Regions from separate parts of the Homo sapiens genome. Here region 1 is linked to region 2. Evidence: chromatin contacts called from ENCODE Hi-C or POLR2A ChIA-PET data. All regions are on one chromosome and are shown on one strand. The core of a region is the stretch at or near the end of the contact, and the rest is flanking DNA. Distances in the headings are between cores, read along the strand shown. Region 1 overlaps ICOS (inducible T cell costimulator). Region 2 has its middle 27 kb from the start of ICOS.

What was found. A loop is a pair of places that touch in the nucleus more often than their neighbours do. ChIA-PET counts read pairs that join two places held with the same protein, here RNA polymerase II (POLR2A). Pooled maps may share reads with other maps.
Region 1: a loop to region 2 is called in a pooled map, with 3 times the contacts of the local background. The contact joins two enhancer-like sites. A Hi-C loop is called at or near these places in 1 of 168 maps with a recorded cell type or tissue (naive thymus-derived CD4-positive, alpha-beta T cell), 1 of 37 single-sample maps with no recorded cell type and 4 of 50 pooled maps. POLR2A ChIA-PET finds 5 or more read pairs at or near these places in 7 of 52 experiments (CD4-positive, alpha-beta memory T cell, K562, OCI-LY7 and 4 more).

Annotation. Positions count from the first base shown.
Region 1 is chr2:203,949,954-203,954,305 of GRCh38, forward strand. The region is part of intron 1 of ICOS (inducible T cell costimulator); the gene reads left to right. Among named protein-coding and RNA genes, the nearest start is that of ICOS, 15 kb to the left of the region's middle. Within about 2 kb of position 1,683, at least 2 of the 41 ENCODE cell types and tissues checked have a DNase peak (open chromatin) inside an H3K27ac peak, as active enhancers do.
Region 2 is chr2:203,907,846-203,912,432 of GRCh38, forward strand. No RefSeq gene overlaps it. Among named protein-coding and RNA genes, the nearest start is that of ICOS, 27 kb to the right of the region's middle. Within about 2 kb of position 1,451, at least 10 of the 41 ENCODE cell types and tissues checked have a DNase peak (open chromatin) inside an H3K27ac peak, as active enhancers do.

The sequences.
Region 1 (4,352 bases), core at 433-2,932, 42 kb after region 2:
GTATTCAGATCTTCCTTAAATTGTCTATCCATTAAATGCTTTAGTCATGGTTATAAGGGGCAGTCTCCTTTAATACTATTTTCAAATGTTACCAAAGGCTAAGAAGAATTTGTAATTTGTCATTTGAGCATTGTCTTAGTCCATTTTCTGTTGCTATCACTGAATACCGGAGACTGGGTAATTTATAAAGAAAAGAAATGTATTTCTTACAGTTCTGGAGGCTGGGGCCTAAGTCTAGGGGTCTAGGGGCCTAGGTCTAGGCTGAGGCCTAGGGGCGAAATCTGGTGAGGGCCTTCTTTCTGGTGGGGACACTCATCAGAGGCCCAAGGCAGTACAGAGGATTACATGATGAGGAGGTTCTTGAGAGACAGCCAATCTGGCTGTTTATAACATACTAACTCTCATGATAATTAACCCACTCCTGTGATAACCTATTAATCTGTTAACCCATTAACCCATGAATTGGATTAAGCTATTCATGGGGGTTCTGCCAATCATCTCTTAAAGGCCCCACCTCCCAATTCTATTACACTGGGGATTAATTTTCAATATGAGTGTCAGTCAGAGGGGGACAAACATTCAAGCTATAGCAAGCATATCTGTTCTATATCTGCCAAAATAGTTATGAAATAATTAATTAAATGCTATAGTTAAAAACATTCGAACTGCAGACTTAGAGCTGTCAAGCGGTTTTCCAGATGGAAAGTTTAAACACTGGATATGTGGAAACCTAAGTCAGCCTTCTGATCACTACATTTCATAATAAATAGGCGATCCAGGTAGTTTTTAAGTTAAAGATAAAAAAATGAGTAATTAAGAGCGTCCAGGCCAGGTGCGGTGGCTCACGCTTATAATCCCAGCACTTTGGGAGGCCAAGGTGGGCGGATCGTGAGGTAAAGAGATGGAGACCATCCTGGCCAACACGGTGAAACCCTGTCTCTACTAAAAATACAAAAATTAGCTGAGCATGGTGGCATGTGACTGTAGTCCCAGCTACTTGGGAAGCTGAGGCAGCAGAATCGCTTGAACCTAGGAGGCAGAGGTTGCAGTGAGCTGAGATTGCACCACTGCACTCTAGCCTGCTGGTGACAGAACAAGACTCCATCTCAAAAAAAAAAAAAAGAGTGTCCAATAGAAATGACACTCTGAAATCTTCAGCTGATGTCAGTGGCACACACTCTCAACATGCCATTCAAGAAAAATTGAGGCACGGCATTCCTGGTCCTACCTAAATACTTTTGTGGGCAAGAAAGACAGTCTCCTTTATTTTAATTTATTCTGACTTTCTGGAATAGCCCATTATGATATTGAGACAGAAAGTGGTTAACAGGAACATTGTTTTCCCTTTGGAAGACTTACCCAACAGCAAAGAATTAGCTCTCTCAGTTGTTTGCAGTCTTATCTGGATATATTCTGATGCTGAATCCAGAGAAAGCAGGTGTTAGAAATAACATTAAGATGTTTTTGTTTCACTTCTTCATTTCACGGATGAGGAGGCTGAATTCCACAGGGGTACCCTAGCCACAGAGCCTTGCTAGTGGCAGAGCCAGAATTTGCCTCTGGTTTCCTTGGGATCCACTGCAATGCACTTCCACCACACTGCACCGCCAACCATTCATGTCCTCTTGTGTTTGCCACAGTGCGGGCACAATGGGGGAAAAATCTGCTGAGAAAATCATCTTCGGAAGTAGAAGACAATGCGTCTATGTCTGTGTATACATGGTGACCACAGACGCTTTGGCTCCAAGATCATTGTGGTTTACTTGCTGCCATTCTAAAGTCTCTGGGAAATTTTTTGTGAACATTTCTAAAGGAACTGAGAACCCGTCCACTGATTTTATCTTCTGCAGCAGACGGTAGAGACATACGCATCAAAGCAACAGTGGGGCAACATATTTTACTGTCAGACAAATAAAGCCCCAAGCAAAATACCCTACGTTTTAATCTAATGTAGACTGCACCTGTTCTCATGCCAACAGTTTTTTTTTCTTTGCCTCTGGATAATATTGTTCCTTCCAGTTTTTAAAACGAAGCAAGTATTATTTTCCTTCTGTATGCTTTTAAACATACTTGTTATTATAAAACAAAACATACATATAGAAAAGTGAAAAAAATGTATAATTTAATGAATAATGCTAAAGCATACTATCTTACCCTCATAATCACCACAGGTCAAGAAATACAAGACTGTCAGCACCCCTATTTCCTTCTGATTCCAACTCTTTCTCCCTCTTTAGACAAAACCATTAGGCTGAATTTTGTGATACTAATTCAGATTATATTAACTATTTCTATTTTTTAGTAATTATGGAAGAAATCAAAACATGTATACTTCACTTAGAAAAGTTTCAAATTACATATACCTTCACTATCTTTCTAGACAATGTGCTCTATATTGACAGATGTTTCTTTTAGCACATTGGAGGTATATGTTATAATTCCACTGTATCAGGGCTTTTATTGTTGATGTTGAAACAGTCTAATAGTTGCTCCTTGGAAGGTAATCAGTCTCTTTTCTCTGGCTGCTTTTAGGATTTTCACTAAGATACATCTAGGTGTGCATACTTTTAAAAAATATGCTTGTGAATTGTTGGGATTCTTGAATCTGTGGAGTGTGACTGGGTTCTAACTAATTTTTCCAACCTATCTGCTGGTTCACCAATTTTCTCTTTAACTCTGTCTAATATATATTAAACTTATCTATTGAGTTTTAAATCTCAGTGCATTTTTTTGGCCGATTCTTGTAGGTTCTTTTTCAAATTAGTTGACTTAAATTTTCCTGTGTACTACAGATATTATTACAAGTTTTTCTCTTATTTGCTTAAACATAATAAGCTTAATTACTTTATTTTGGGGACCTGATAATTCAGGTATATAAATCATGAGTTTGTTTTTGTAGTTTGTTGTTTCTGTTGTTCCCTTGTTTTCTTGTATGTCTCATTATTTTTGTGATGTGTTTGCCATTGAATGTGAATATTATTTGTATGAAATTTTTTGAGGCCTAGGATGTAAACCTTTTCTTCTTGTAATAGTTTGCATTTTTACTTTCAAAAGCTGAAGGGTAATAATAATGCAAATCTCCTTAAAGAAAATTCAAGGATTGAGGTTTTCTAACCATTGAAGTCCAGAAGATTTTTCTGGACCATCTAATCTGAATGAGGTCTGGTTTATTTCTTTACCTGTGCTCCAAGAATGTAACTCTTTGGGGTCCCAATTTATTGGGGAGAGGGTTTTCTGCTAGATCACTCACTCTGCAGATTCTGGGAGTTGAGACATAAAAACAAAAGTTTGAATTTGAAAGAACAGCAATGCTTTCCGAGTAAAAGCAGCTTCCAAGCTTTGCCTGTCTCTCGGGGTTCTGGTTCTCTCTTCAAATTTAGCCTGGTAATTTCTCCTCCTTTGTGTCATTCTTTAATGCTTTTAATAATATTTTTGGACATTTGTTCAACATTTTTGGTTGTTTTGGCGTGAGAATTAGTTTGAATAATAGGGACTGCTATAACTGAAGACTAGAACACTTGTGCTTATTTTCACAATCAAATCACCCAAATTGAAGATATATAGGGAAAATATAAATTGAAGCCCAGGGTCATTAAGAAAATAAGTAATTGTGTATCTTAAATAAAATTAAGGCAACTAGTGTAAGTAGAGGTGTGACAAATAGCCCCTCCTGCATAATGCTAATCCTGTTACAAATTTCAGAAAGCAAAATGGCAATACATAGTATTATAACTTTTAAACATTTTGACCAAATGTCATAATATTTACATAAAAGCAAAATGCTGAAAATAATCCCAATATCCAACGTTAGTATTTTAGTTTTAACAAATTATGATAGATTAACATTTTGGCCAATAATATAGTCATTAAAAAGGATAATTATGATGACTAAAAATGAAATGTTTATGACATAAAATAACAATAGCAGAACACAAAATAACATGTTTGCTATAAATAATAAGTATGTTTTTGCAAGATAAAGAGCAAAAATATACAAATAGTATTTCTATTTCACTGTAGAACTAGGTAATTTTTTTCCTTAAAATTTTTTTACACTTACATAGTTTTCTCAAAAACAAAGACCAAGATTTCAAAACTTAGGAAAAAACCAGCATACTAATAATTTTCCCAAACAATTTCAGCATGAAAATTTGTCATATTAAAAAGGAAAATAAAACAAAAAGAAAGAGAAGGCAATGAGCAGTTTGAATTTATAGTCTAATAACTCAGAATCTGCAACCACCAGGCCAAGGTGATTTCAGTTTTTTCCTTCTGTGATTCCCATGTAGCTTGCAAAAACAACCTTGGCTTCCTATAAGCATAAATTTATTTCAGAAAATGAAAAAGTGGGG
Region 2 (4,587 bases), core at 201-2,700:
TAGTCAAAATTAATTCATTTCTATTTATTATAACTTTTGCATAAATTTCATAACTTTTTATATGTACATATACTTACACACGTGCATAGTTTTTGCAGATGCATAAATGTGTGATGTATGTACTTTTTACATCCTTATCCCACCTTCTCCCATATCCCAGATTAACAACCTTAAATGTATCCTTCTGTACTTTTCTGATAATAACGTATTTCTTTATATATGTATATTGTATGCACACTTTTGCATTTTGCTTTTCTCCTTTAACAATATTTCGTGGAAATATCTCCAAGTTAAACAGATGTTACATTTTGGTCCTGCCCTGCTATTTATTAACTGTATGTCCTTGAGTAGGGTAAGTAAGTTTTCTGGCACAAGTTTTTCTACTTAAGAGGACAACTATTCCTTTCTCCCAGGACTACTGTGAGAACCAAATGATATCATATATATAAAGCACTAAACATGGAACCTGGCAAATCGTAGGCTCTAAGCAAGTGTTACCCAATCTCATATCCAGTACAGGGAGGGCAAACCTTTGTCCTTTCCCATTTGGCAGTTATGGCCTCTGGGCTGAAGATTTGTAACTCTGCCAATGCCTGAGCACCTGTGGAGGGTCTGGAAGGATCCCTGGGTGTTGGTTTGGTTCAGAGCAACAGTGGTGGAGCCCCATGACCTGGTTTTGAAACCATGCATCATCACTTCCTAGCACGGACAACTTTCTAAACCTCTCTGTGCTTCCGCTTCCTCATTTGTAAAATGGGAATAAGAGTACCTGTCTGTTACTCCTATTGTGGGTGTAATGAAATCATCCATGTGACACACTTGGAGCAGTGCCTGATACATTGAAAGCCCTCAATGAGTATAAGTGAGTGAAGTGACAGGGCACAAGATTTGAAATCAATTGGCCGAGCGCCACCATTTTCTGGCTGTTGGACTTTGAGCAAGTTATTATTGCCATCAAAAGTAATTGCAAAAACCACAATTACTTTTGCACCGACATCACACAAGCTGACTAGATCCCAGTCTTCATCTGTGAAATGGGGCTAATCCCCACTTTCAAGCACTCCTTTGAGAGCAAATGAAGGTTATGAATGAAGGTGGTGCTCAGAGCAGGCTGCTTCCCTGCCAGGGTTATAGTCCAGCCAATGGACTGAATGTGCTTGGCTGTCCTAGGACTGTACCCAGCCTTCATAATTCTCTCAATTCCAAACACAGGCCTGCCAACGAACGTTTAGAACCCAAGTTCACTGTGAATTGGGACATGCCTGCATCTCATCTGTCCATTCTCTTCAGGTGCTGGGGTCATGCTTTGCTCTCAGCAGGCATTACCACTTCATTTTGTTTCTTTCCTGTAAAGGGGAATACATATTTTATTTAAAAGTTACTCATCTTGCTCTCTGGGGCATGGACCTATTGCTAGTTCAGTAGGCTTTGTAGGATGACTGTGATGTGTGTTTACAGTTAGAGGAAGTGGGAATGGGACCAAGATGAGGACGATGTATATGAATTTCAGCTGACTTTCTTGCCCTCTGCAGGCTATTGCAATCCTCCAAGGACATCAGTTTCCTTTTCAAATCTCTGCATGGAAACTCTCTCACTTCCTTCCTTCTAAAGCAAAGCTATACACACACACACACACACACACGCACACACACACGCACACACACACACGATAAAAATAAAAATGCAGCTTTCCAGGCAGGCATCTCCTTCAATGCAAACACAAAATCCTCTCAAGAGAACAATTCATGGGGCAGACATCATCACATCAGACAATTTGTCCATCTCTTCTTGCTGAGACTTACTTGCTACTGTTGGCAGTACGGTAATTCAGTACGTTTGCTCTAAGCCTGTGCATAAAACTGTTTAAAAAATTTAAAAAAAAACCTTGTCCCTTACACTGCATTGCACGCATGCCTATGGGGCCAGTTCATGATTTATTTTTATTTTTTTTCAGAAAAGAAACAAAAGCATTTGCACAGCTGTGGGTTTGGGGAATTAAGTATGATTCAGCAGTACCCTCTCCTGGCCTCTTTGGGAACTGTAGAAAGCTCTGAGGTGAAGGAATCTTGGGATTTCAGAGGAGGAAACCCGTAGAAATAATTGGTTTCTTTTCTTTGTAATCCATAATAATATGAGATATCGCACTCCCACCTTATTCAAGGATGTTTAGTTTCATGAAACATTTCTCCATATTTCAGTAAATTGTAATAATCCTGTTACTTTTTATAAAATTTTTTGGCAACCCAAGTGAACAAATAACCGCATTTCTGTGCATGGTCTCCGGAGTCATTGGAATATTCCATCCGGGCCACACTTCTGCCTGTATCCATTTAGGTGGCACAATTCCAAGAAGTGGTGCCCAGTTCTGCTCTTTTATTGAAGAAGATTCTGTCATTCATTGACTGGAGTGAGTATCGATGAACAGAACAAGTTCTGTGTTCAACCACAGGCAGTTCCATTTTGAATCATTTTTCCATGCTGTGGATACCAAGTATTTGTACTATGTGTAAAAGGAATTAAGCTGGCTAACTTCAAGGAGATCAAATGCTCTGTTTTCTCTATCAGACATTCTGAATAATTAAGTGTTATCTTATATCCCTTACATAAATGACCGAGCTTCCCATACCTGGAACCTAACCAATTTTGTAATTTGCACTAAGGTGATACTGTTTTCTTCCTTTGGTGTCTGAAAAGGCACATCAGGGTCATTATCAGTTTTTTAAGGAAAACTGATAATGTTTTGCTAAAATAGGCCGAAGTGCTGCTGATTGATGGAATCCCCAGAGCAGAGCACTGATTTTTCAAAATTAGTAAATAAAAACACTTAAGCAGTTGGGCCAATTGGAGAGCACGTGCATATGATGGAAAAATAGGGAGTCAAATAAATGGATTCCAGCCTCTGCCACGTGCTACTTTTTAAGCCTTAGATTTCTTTTTTCTTTTTCTTTTTTTTTTTTTTTTTGAGACTGAGTCTCACTCTGTCGCCCATGCTGGAATGCAGTGGCCCGATCTTGGCTCACTGTAACCTCCACCTCCCGGATTCAAGCGATTCTCCTGCCTCAGCCTCCTGAGTAGCTGGGATTACAGGCACTCACCACCACACCCGGCTAATTTTTGTATTTTTAGTAGAGACGGGGGTTCCACCATGTTGGCCAGGCTGGTCTCGAACTCTTGACCTCAGGTGATCCATCCGCCTTGGCCTCCCAAAGTGCTGGGATTACAGGCGTGAGCCACCGTGCCCGGCCAAGCCTTAGATTTCTTATCTGTAAAATGGAACCGCTATGAGGATTAAATGAGACAATGTGTGTTAAATTCTTAGCACAGTGTATAGAAGCTTACTTAATAAACATCAGTTCTCCCACTCTGTGTCATGCAGGAAAAGAGAGAAAAGTTGAAACAGTTTACAGTTGATAAAGCTTGAGTTGTGGAATTTGAATTAACTCAGCAGTCCCCAACCTTTTTGGCACCAGGGACCGGTTTCATGGAAGACAAATTTTCCACGAATGTAAGGGGTTGGAGGAGGGATAGTTTTAGGAAGAAACTGTTCTGCCTCAGATCATCAAGCACTGGATTCTCATAAGGAGCGCACAACCTAGATTCCTCGCACGTGCAGTTCACAATAGGGTTCCTGCTCCTATGGGATCTAATGCCGCTGCTGATCTGACAGGAGGCGGAGCTCAAGGCAGCTCACCTCCTGGTGTGTGCCCGGTTCCTAATAGGCCTCAGACTGGTACCTGGGGTTGGGGTCCCCTGAATTAACTGATAATGTAACTTTTAAAAGTGTAGTGGTGCCGGGCGCGGTGGCTCACGCCTGTAATCCCAGCACTTTGGGAGGCCGAGGCGGGCGGATCACGAGGTCAGGAAATCGAGACCATCCTGTCTACGGTGAAACTCCGTCTCTACTAAAAATACAAAAAATTAGTCGGGCGTGTTGGCGGGCGCCCGTAGTCCCAGCTACTAGGGAGGCTGAGGCAGGAGAATGGCTTGAACCCGGGAGACGGAGCTTGCAGTGAGCCGAGATTGCGCCACTGCACTCCAGCCTGGGCGACAGAGCGAGACTCCGTCTCAAAAAAAAAAAGTGTAGTGGTTATAAGCATGGGCTCTGGAATTCTCCTGTGTTTAAATTCTAGATCTTCCATTTAGCAAGCTGTGTGAGGGCCTTACGCCACTTAAACCCTCTTTACCATCTCAGGTTCCCCAGTTGCAAAGCAGGGATGATAGGAACATCTACTTTATCGGGTTGTGTGAGGATTAAATGATTCAGCACATGCAAAGTGTTTAGAAAAGAGTCTGACATAGAGTAAGCTCTCGATAAACATTTGGTTCATTAGTATTAAAAGGTTTTGAAATAAAAAGGGTCTGGAAAATATCGATGATTAAATCCATATATTTTGTTATGAACATGTTCTTTTAAGTCACATGCTTATTATTTTACCTGTAGTATGGTGTCAGCCAGCGCTGTCCAACTGAATTATAATGTGAGGCACACATGTAATTAAAATTTTTGTAGTAGCCACATTAAATAAAAGTAAAAATCACTAGTAACAAGACATATTGACATCATGAGCCCTTTGATAGAATGATCTG